2 separate regions of the Homo sapiens genome follow, and region 2 is linked to region 1. Evidence: chromatin contacts called from ENCODE Hi-C or POLR2A ChIA-PET data. All regions are on one chromosome and are shown on one strand. Each heading gives the region's core, a stretch centred on a gene start or an enhancer-like site at or near the end of the contact. The rest is flanking DNA. Distances are from core to core; before and after follow the strand shown. Region 1 overlaps CBFA2T2 (CBFA2/RUNX1 partner transcriptional co-repressor 2). Region 2 holds the start of C20orf144 (chromosome 20 open reading frame 144).

What was found. Hi-C counts contacts between places; a loop is a spot of excess contacts on that map. ChIA-PET counts read pairs that join two places held with the same protein, here RNA polymerase II (POLR2A). Pooled maps may share reads with other maps.
Region 2: POLR2A ChIA-PET joins it to region 1 with 27 read pairs in CD4-positive, alpha-beta memory T cell. The contact joins the promoter of C20orf144 here to the enhancer-like site in region 1. A Hi-C loop is called at or near these places in 2 of 168 maps with a recorded cell type or tissue (Caco-2 and GM12878) and 1 of 50 pooled maps. POLR2A ChIA-PET finds 5 or more read pairs at or near these places in 7 of 52 experiments (CD4-positive, alpha-beta memory T cell, H1, HepG2 and 4 more).

Annotation. Positions count from the first base shown.
Region 1 is chr20:33,622,438-33,627,292 of GRCh38, forward strand. It overlaps CBFA2T2 (CBFA2/RUNX1 partner transcriptional co-repressor 2), which reads left to right. Exons shown (of 11, transcript NM_001032999.3): 5 at 678-859; 6 at 2,327-2,580. Among named protein-coding and RNA genes, the nearest start is that of C20orf144, 37 kb to the right of the region's middle. Within about 2 kb of position 2,179, at least 3 of the 41 ENCODE cell types and tissues checked have a DNase peak (open chromatin) inside an H3K27ac peak, as active enhancers do.
Region 2 is chr20:33,658,941-33,663,576 of GRCh38, forward strand. C20orf144 (chromosome 20 open reading frame 144) reads left to right here and starts at 3,387. Exons shown (of 2, transcript NM_080825.4): 1 at 3,387-3,531; 2 at 4,592-4,636. The coding sequence starts at 3,406. NECAB3 (N-terminal EF-hand calcium binding protein 3) reads right to left here. Exons shown (of 12, transcript NM_031232.4): 6 at 1,319-1,455; 7 at 945-1,063; 8 at 557-792. RefSeq lists an enhancer at 3,970-4,636.

The DNA of each region.
Region 1 (4,855 bases), core at 929-3,428:
TAATAAAAATGGGAAAAGTAAATTCTGTATATGAAAGAGATCGAGTTCTGAGCTTTTAAAGATGTATAGGGTTTTAAAATGTGATTTGTTCCTATTGCAGGTTTTCTAAGTATGAGAGACAGAAAAATACCTACTTAATGAATTATCTTTTTACATTTTACATCACTCCCAGTGCTCCTTTTCAAACTCCCATGTTTCAGAATAATCACAGTTTCCAGAATTCTGTTGCAGCTTTTATACAGAGCTGGAAGGAAGGTTGAGTAGTGCTATCAGAGATGAGTTGGGGTCCAGAAGAGAGAAACCAGGGCTTGGAATGACTCCCACATAGGCAGTAGTAATTCTCTCACTGACTAAAGTCTTCAGAAGCGTATGTTTTAAAATTATTATGTTCAACAACCCTTTATTGAGCTTTGACTGTATACTAGGCTGCAAAGGTAAATAAGGTACAATCTCTTCCTTAAGCATATTTACATCTGGTTGGGGCAAGAGACAATTGAACCAGTAATTCAAGTGCAGTATAAGAGATATCATTGACTCACAGAAGAAGCATTTGAAAATCAGACTGCCAAGGAGAGAAAGGCTTTTATCTTGTATCATCTGCTTTGTGAAAGCCCTTTGAGGTGCTGAGCCTTCTTGTGTAGGGCCTAACACTGGAAAAACTGCCTCTTCCTTTCAAGGCCAACCTGCCCCTGCTGCAGCGGGAACTGCTGCACTGCGCTCGGGCGGCCAAGCAGACCCCATCCCAGTACCTGGCTCAGCACGAACACCTTCTGCTCAACACAAGCATTGCATCGCCTGCTGACTCGTCAGAGTTGCTCATGGAGGTGCACGGAAATGGGAAGAGGCCCAGTCCAGAGAGGTGAGCAGATGAGCTTTGCTGTCCTTGCCTTCCTGGAACCGCACTGGTCCTCCCCTTTGCTTATAAAAGAGAGAGAATTTGATTGCTGTGGTTGTAATGTCTCAAACTTTTTTTGAGACAAGGCCTGGCTCTGTCGCCCAGACTGGAGCGCAGTGGTGCAATCTTTGCTCCCTGCAGCCTCCATCTCCTGGGCTCAAGCGATCCTCTCACCTCAGCCTCCTGAGTATCTGGGATTACAGGCACGTGCCACCATGACCAGCTAATGTTTGTTTGTTTGTTTGTTTGTTTGTTTGTTTGTTTGTTTTTGGAGAGATGAGGTTTTACCATGTTGCCCAGGCTGGTCTCAAACTTGTGAGCTCAAGAGATCTGCCCGCCTCAACCTCCCAAAGTGCTGGGATTATATGGATGTGAGCCACCATGCCCAGCCCAATGTCTCAGACTTTCTGTGGTTATTTTTGCTTTATTCCAATACCTAGCTGCATAATACATCTAAAATCTATGGGAGTAGCTTCCAGACATGAGTATTTTTCGGGAACTCTTCAGATGCCTGCACACCCGGTAAGAAACTCTACTCTAGAGAATTTATGGGTCGACTGTTCCAGAAGCCTCAGGAGTACAGTTCTGCCTTTTCCTTGATGCTGTTTGTAGAAAGAATTGGAAAAAAAAAAAAAAGAAAAGAAAAGAAAAAACAAAAAAAAAGAAATACAATCTGCCAAATGCCTTTTATGTCAAACGCATTTTTTTCTGATCTGAGAAGTTTTGAAAAAGTATAGCAATTAATTATTAATATTTGCCAATGACTCACCTTTACTGAGATTAAAATTAATATGAATTTATTTTAGAAAACTCCCTATGAGTGGCTATCAAAATATTCTATGGGTTATCAAAGAAGGCAATATCAACAATAGTGGATAGGCTTTAATGACATTTTTTTAAAAGTAAAAAAAAAAAAAAAAAAAGAAAATTTATTACAGTTGAATCTGAGTGACTGAAAACCCTGCTACTACACAATTGGACCCACTGTTAATTTGACTGGCTTTAAAAAAAAAAAAAAGACACAATTGGATTTGTTATATGAGCCTTTTTCCTCCCATGTAGTTTCTTTCCAGTAACTCATCTCCACAGTAACAAATTTGACCTTAATACTTTCCTAAGTATGGTTGAACCCGTAACTCAGAAAAACGGTGTCATCTCCTTAGTCTCTCCTTTGCTTTATAAGGGTTAATGTTTCTGTCTGGTTATGGATGGATTTGACCTCTTTTTTCATGCTGGTATAAGTCAGCAATTTACATGAGGTGCCTGGCCCTTGAAGACAATTCAGCTCATGCCTCATGTCACACCTTTCCTTAGAGGCTTCCTGTTTATGCCAGCATGTAGCAAAATACCTAATACATAGTAGGTTCTCAGGAAATGTCTGCATGAACACTTGTTGACAGGATCAGATACGCACTTCTGCTTCTTCTACAGGAGAGAAGAGAATAGTTTTGATAGAGACACAATTGCTCCTGAGCCTCCTGCCAAGAGAGTATGTACCATCAGCCCTGCTCCTCGGCACAGTCCTGCTCTCACTGTGCCCCTCATGAATCCCGGGGGCCAATTCCATCCTACCCCTCCACCTCTTCAGCATTACACCTTAGAGGATATTGCAACTTCTCACCTGTATCGGGAACCCAACAAGATGCTAGAGCATCGAGAAGTTCGTGATAGACACCACAGTCTTGGTAAGCAACCGAAGCAGCATGGTAAATTCAGACTGGATTCTTGGATTTCTTTCCAACTCAATGATAAAGTCAAATAATATGATTGCTTTTTCCCACTGATTGGATAAAACAATATTATACATAGACTATTAGAATCATAGTTGATCTTATTTGATATCAATCTCATTTGATACCTTGTTGCTATGATATGATAGAAGTACAGCTAGGTGTGGTGACTGGTGTCTGTAATCCCAGCTCTTAGAGAGGCTGAGGTGGAAGGATCACTTGAAGCCAGTCTGGGCAACATAGTGAGATCCCATCTCTACAAAAAATTTTAAAAACTAGCCAGGCTTGGTGGCATGCGCCTGTGGTCCCAGCTACTAGGGAGGCTGAGGAGGGAGGATCAGTTGAGTCCAGGAAGTCAAAACTACATTGAGCCATGATCTTGCCACTGCATTCAGCCTGGGTGACAGAGTGAGACCTGTCTAAAAAAGAATAAAGGGGTATCGCCTATTCTCAGATGGTTCAGAAGAAGAGAATGAAAAAGCAAAGGAGGTAAAATGTTAACATTTGAGAACTCTGTTTGAAGATATGTGAGAATTCTTTGTGCTCCTTTTGCAGCTCTTCTATAAATCTGAGTTTATTGCAGAATAAAAGTTTTTAAAATTAGGCCAAGCTCAGTGGCTCATGCCTATAATCCCAGCACTTTGGAAGGCCAAGGCAGGAGGATCACTTGAGGCCAGAAGTTTGATACCAGCATGGGCAACATAGAGAGACCTCATCTCTACAACAACAACAACAAAAATTAAAAATGAGGCAGGAGGGGCTGGGCGTGGTGGCTCACGCCTGTAATCCCAGCACTTTGGGAGGCTGAGGTGGGTGGATCATGAGGTCAGGAGATGGAGACCAATCTGGCTAATACAGTGAAACCCTGTCTCTACTAAAAATACAAAAACTTAGCTGGGCGTGGTGGTGGGCACCTGTAGTCCCAGCTACTCAGGAGGCTGAGGCAGGAGAATGGCGTGAACCCAGAAGGCGGAGCTTGCAGTGAGCCGAGATCACGCCCCAGCACTCCAGCCTGGGCAACAGAGCAAGACTCCGTCTCCAAAAAAACAAAACCAAACAAAAAACAAACAAAAAAAATGAGGCAGGAGGACTGCTTGAGCCCAAGAGGTCAAGACTGCAATGAGCCATGATGGTGCCACTGCACTCCCCTCCTGGGCAACATGGTGAGACCCTGCCTCAACACAATAAAAAATGTTTTTAAAATTAAGCAGGAAAGATGCAAGATTTCACCTTGGAGGAGAAAGTGCATGGACATTTAGGTCAGGAGGTGAGGCATATCGAAATCTTGGCTCTGCATCCTAACTAGCTGTGTGATCTCAGGCAAGTTGCTTGGGCTCTCTGAGCCTCAGAAGAGTAATTTCTAAATGATTGTAACGCCACCCCCTGTGCTAGGTTGTTGTTCCATTTGGAATGCCTGGTATATAGGTGCTCAGAAACCTTTAAATTTAGGAAGAAACAGAAAAGAAACCTTAACAAACCTCTTCTAGTTTTGGACAGAGCGGTTTGTCATGTACTCTTACACGTTTTCAGCATAAGGTTTTTTGGAGTAAAACTGCTGAGCAGAGAACCAAAGGGCTATCAGCTTCCAGGGTTTCCCTAAATTTCCATGTATACCTTGTTGAGTAAAAAACTGCAATACATTTGCCCTCACTTCCTCTTACTTAGGCTCACTAGCATCTTTCAGACGCTTGGCCACAGTGGGGCCCCTGGCATCATGTAGTGGGATAGTAGCTGAATAGGGAAGGCTGTAGCAGCCATGGTGTTCTCAGAGCCAACATTTACTGAGTCGTAGCTACCACTTAGATTGTGTTGTAAGTACATTGTCTTATTTTATCCTCACAGGAGTCCCAGACAATTGTTATCCCCTTTTTACAGATGAAGGAGCTATGGCCAAAAATCACTTAGCTAATAATTGGCAGAGACAAAATTCAGACCCCAATTGTCTTATGCCCAAGGTTTAGATGTACTGGCAGTATGTTATGATACTTATCCTAGTGTTCAACCCCTGTTACTCCTATGCCTCTCTTTTATCTATTAAAAACTGCTTGCGGGCGGTCTGGCGTGGTGGTTCATGCCTGTAATCCCAGCACTTTGGGAGGCCTAGGTGGGCGAATCGTGAGGTCAGGAGATCGAGACCATCCTGGCTAACATGGTAAAACCCCGTCTCTACTAAAAATACAAAAAATTAGCTGGGCGTGGTTACAGGCACCTGTAGTCCCAGCTACTTGGG
Region 2 (4,636 bases), core at 2,137-4,636, 38 kb after region 1:
AAGACAGGGTCTTGCTCTCACCCAGGCTGGAGTGCAGTGGTGTGTGGGATCACGGCTTACTGCAGCTTCTATCTCCCAGGCTCAAGTAATCCTCCCACCTTGGCCTCCCAAGGTGCTGGAATTACAGGCATGAGCCATCACACCTGGCCCCTAGCCTTCTTGACTGATGCCAGATCCAACCTACCCTTTAGCTGGGTTCCTGCCGCCAACCTGCCCCCCAGCCTCCCTGTCTCCATCCTCTTCTCCCTGTCTCCAAGGGTGCTGCTTGATCCAGCCACTGTTCCTCCTCCTGCAGTATGCCACCACTTCCTTCCACCCTCCAGCTTCCGTCCACACTGCCCCAGACCTGGCTTTCGGAAATGCTGATGGGGAACCAAAGCCCAGAGAAAGGTGGTGGTTCCTGCAGGTTCTCAGAACCCGGCACCTGCTTGCCAGGCCTGGGGGCGGGGCACATGCGCACTGCAGAGGGTTGGTGGGCAACCGGCCCCATGAATCCCCAATTCATGAGCACCCCCAGACACGGCCATCCAGCCGCTTGCCCCTCTCCTGGGCTCACCAAGTCAGGCCCCTTGGCCAGGTCCTCTTCACGCAGGGGTTCCAGCCGGGGGGCCTGTGAGGGCACAGAGTGTGGGCCGGGCCTCCAGCATGGGCCTGGCTCTGGTGGATACCAGGAGGGTCCTCCCTTGTGGGGCCCTGGCCCCACGGCCCTCACCTTGCACTCGAGCTGGTCGATGAGCTCCTGGAGGCGGTTCACCTGGAGCCGCCACTGCATCTCGGCCTCTGAGCTGCGCCCTGTGTGTGGGGCCCGTGCAGGGTCAGGCAGGGGCCTCTCAGGTCCCGCAGGTGCTCAGAATGAAGTGAGGGGCAGTGAAGGAGCGGGCCCTGGGGGAAGGGGGGATGCGGTGCCTGCCTCGGCCAGGCCTCCCACCCCACCCCAGGCGCACCTGTGTCAGAAGAGCCGGGGGACCAGGTGGATGACCGGCTGACACTCCTCAGGGCTCGGCGTCCTGCCCGCCGGCTGCCGCAGAGCCTGCTCTGCGCCTCCACGCTCTCTGCATCTGACCTAGAGGAAGTGAGGCTCACAGGGCCGAGGACTGGGGCCCCAGGACGGGATAAGCCTGGGTGGGGAAGACAAGCCTCCTGGGACTCCGAGGCCTAGCCCCAAAGCCAGTCTCATTTCACCCCGCCATGGCTACCCTGCCATGGCTTCCCCGCCCGAAAATGCAGGCTCCAGGATGCTGGGACTGTGGGGATTTGGAATGGGGGTACAATGGGCGCTTGTGCACTAGCCCCACAGGTTGACAGCACCCTTACATACCGCCAGCCATGGGCCTGGGCCTCCAGGGTATCTGACGCCCCCTCCAGCGAGCTCTGAAGGGCTTGCAGCTGGCTCACCGTCTCCCGCAGCAGGAAGCGCGTCACAAACTGGTCCACTTTGGAGGCCCTCTCGTACTCCTGTGGGCCAAGGAGGGACGGTCAGCATCTCCCAGCCCGGGCACTGATCTCTTGAGTGGGTCCCCTGCCTCTTGCCCATCAGAGCAGCGGTGGCAGTGCCAAGAGCAGGGGCACGCAAACCTGGCACAGGCAGGAGGGTACTGAGACCTGATGGGCAGGGAGGGTCTGGATCCCTCCTTGTCCGGGACTGGCCTCCCTCCCCGGAGGTGTGAGGCCAACTCACAGGGGGCATCTGCCCAGCGAAGTGCCTGGCCTCTCTGGACCTCATGGCCCCTTCCCTGATGGGGCTACCACCTTCAGCACTGTCATAGCCAGTGAGTCCCAGCCACAGCTAGGCTGGGTGGGGGCTATCACGAGGTATCCAAGGGCCAATGTTGACACAAGGCAAAATAATGGCGTGGTGTGGCCCCAGACTCACAATCTACGTATTCACTCATTCATTCATTCACTCATACACACAACACTGGGTGCTTTTTACTAGGAGCTGCTGATAAAAGACAATCAGGTTGCCATTCTCACTCAGACACACACGCCGGCACTGACCCCAACCGACACTGCCAGCCTCCTCCCAGCCCCTCTCAGGGTGGCAGAGAGGCAGGGAGGCTGCCCAAATGCTAGGCCCTGCATGGCCCAGCATGGGATTCTGAGGCTCCTCAACAACCGTCAGTTCCTGGAGCTTCCATTTCCTCATCTATCAAACAGGAAAGATGAAACTCAGCACATGGAGCTGCAAGAACGTCCCAGGAGTTAATTCCTGCATAGGACTCAGCCCAGGGTCTGGCACGTAAGCTCTCGATGCCAGACCTACCAGCCATCTATCGTCAAGTGTAATACAATAAAGGGCCTGCCCACTTGTACACCCAGGAGTCACAGATGTCCTGAGAATTGCCTAACCCCTACCACACACACACACACGCATCAGGGTGGGAGTCCTGGGGAGCTGCAGTCCAGGTGCCTGCCCTCTCCGAGGAGACTCCAGAAGCCCCATCCATCAGAGACTTCATCTCCTGCCATGACCTGCCTCAGCTCAGCCATCGGATGGGACCTCCTGGGCCAGGCTTATGAGCTAGGAGACAGGGACAGAGAAGAGGCTGGGTCTTTTCATTCTCAGACAGGCCAGGGTTTCTATCTCCATGAAATCTTCCCAAAAAATTCCTTTTTGGGTATTTGAGATGATTAGTTTCTGTTGCTTTCAACCAGAGAACAGACAGAAGCACCCACTCAGAGCCAAGCACTACTGCAAGAAGAATTTCATTTAGTCTTTTGTTTTTCTGAGACAGAGTCTCACTGTATCACCCAGGCTGGAGTGAAGCGGCATGATCTTGGCTCACCGCAACCTCTGCCTCCCAGCTTCAAGCAATTCTCCTGCCTCAGCCTCTTGAATAGCTAGGTTTACAGGCCTGTGCCACCACACCTGGCTAATGTTTGTATTTTTAGTAGAGACGGGGTTTCACTATGTTGCCCAGGCTGGACTCGAACTCCTGACCTCAGGTGATCCACCCGCCTCGGCCTCCCAAAGTACTGAGACTACAGGCATTAGCCACCATGCCAGGCCTCATTTAACCTTTGTAACAATTTACAGGAACCATAATTGACCCCATTTTGCAGATGAGAAAACAGGTCCAGAGAGGTTGATTACCTGGGCTAAGGTCACATAGCAAGTTAGTAGCAGGGCCAAAATTCATACCCAAACCACAGAAATCCCCCTCTATTCACCACTAAGCACCTTACATGCATTGCCTCATTTATGATCATTAGCCCAGTTTTACAGCTGAGAAACCAAGGCTAGAAGTGACTGAGTGGAGCCCAGATTCACCTGTGGGCCCTGGAAGGCGGTGCTCAGAGCCTGCAATTGGTGAGGTCAGCCCGTGAGGTCACAATGTTGCCAGGGCCCAGGGGGCAGAGCAGACGGAGTGTGGGCCATCGTCCCCAGTGGTGACCAGCCCTGCCATGGGAAACTATAGTTCCCACAAAAGGACCAAAGCACCCAAGCAGGCCCGCAAGGAGAGGCCGGCTGACATGGACAAGGCCTGGTGGAAATCGTTCCTCAACCACCTCACTCGGAAGAAGCCGGCTGTGAGGGCGGGGGATGGGGAGCAGGGCTGGGGAGGCAGCTGGGGGGCAGAGAAAGCTGGACAAGTGGGTGGGAAGGGATGCTGGGAGTCTAGGCCTTGTATGCAGAAGTCCTAGGGGGTGAGGGAGGAATTCGAAAATCTCTCCCAAGGATGAGGATCCCAGGAGCCCATATGGGTGTGGATGGGGGTCCTTTCAAGGTGGCTCACGCCTGTAATCCCAACACGTTGGTAGGCCAAGGTGGGTGGATAACTTCAGCCCAGGAGTTTGAGATTGGCCTGGGCAACATAGGGAGGCCCCATCTCTACAAAAATTAAAACTTAGCTGGTTGTGGTGGTGAATGCCCGCAGTCCCAGCTACTCAGAAGACTGAGGTGGACTACGTGAGCCCAGGAGGTCAGGGATGCAGTGAGCCGTTGACAGCACCACTGCTCCAGCCTGTAGGACACAGCAAGACCCTGTTTGACTCAGTCTTAAACAAAAAAAGCCCAGAAGGGAGGGCAGAGATTCCAGAACCAGAAAGTGGATGAGACTTGAGAGCCCCGGGGGGTGAGCATGAGTGGGATTCTCTCCCAACCCTGGACGAACGGGTGGAGATCCCAACACGGAGAATCAGTTCTAGTTGGTACTACTGGAGCTAGAGGCAGGGGGAATTCCCTAGTGTCCTCTCTTCAGCTCCTAGGCTCAGAACTTCCCTGTCTCCCTCTCAAATGAGCAGAAGCCCTGGACCAGGCGGGGGTGGGAGGTGCTGAAAGCCCCTGACATAGGGCCTGGAAGGGATCTCATAAACTTAGACGGAGCTGGTCTCAGGAAGTCAGCCTGGGATGGATGAGGGTTTCCAGAAAGGAGGCGGAGTCCGGGGCGCCACGCAGGGAAGGGCGGGCTTCCCCGCGGCCTGAATTGGACAGGGGTCCCCTCCAGCCCTGTGCACGAGAGGATGACAGGACCCGGGTGGACGACAGGACCCGGGTGGACGAGGGTCCCAGGAGAAGCGCGGAGCGGCCCCGGGTCGTGGGCTCGGCCCTAGCGCGCTCTCCCGCCTCACGCCCCTGTTCCACCCCCAGACCAGGATCGTGCTGATTCTCCCCCTGGACAAGCGGCAGCCGCTG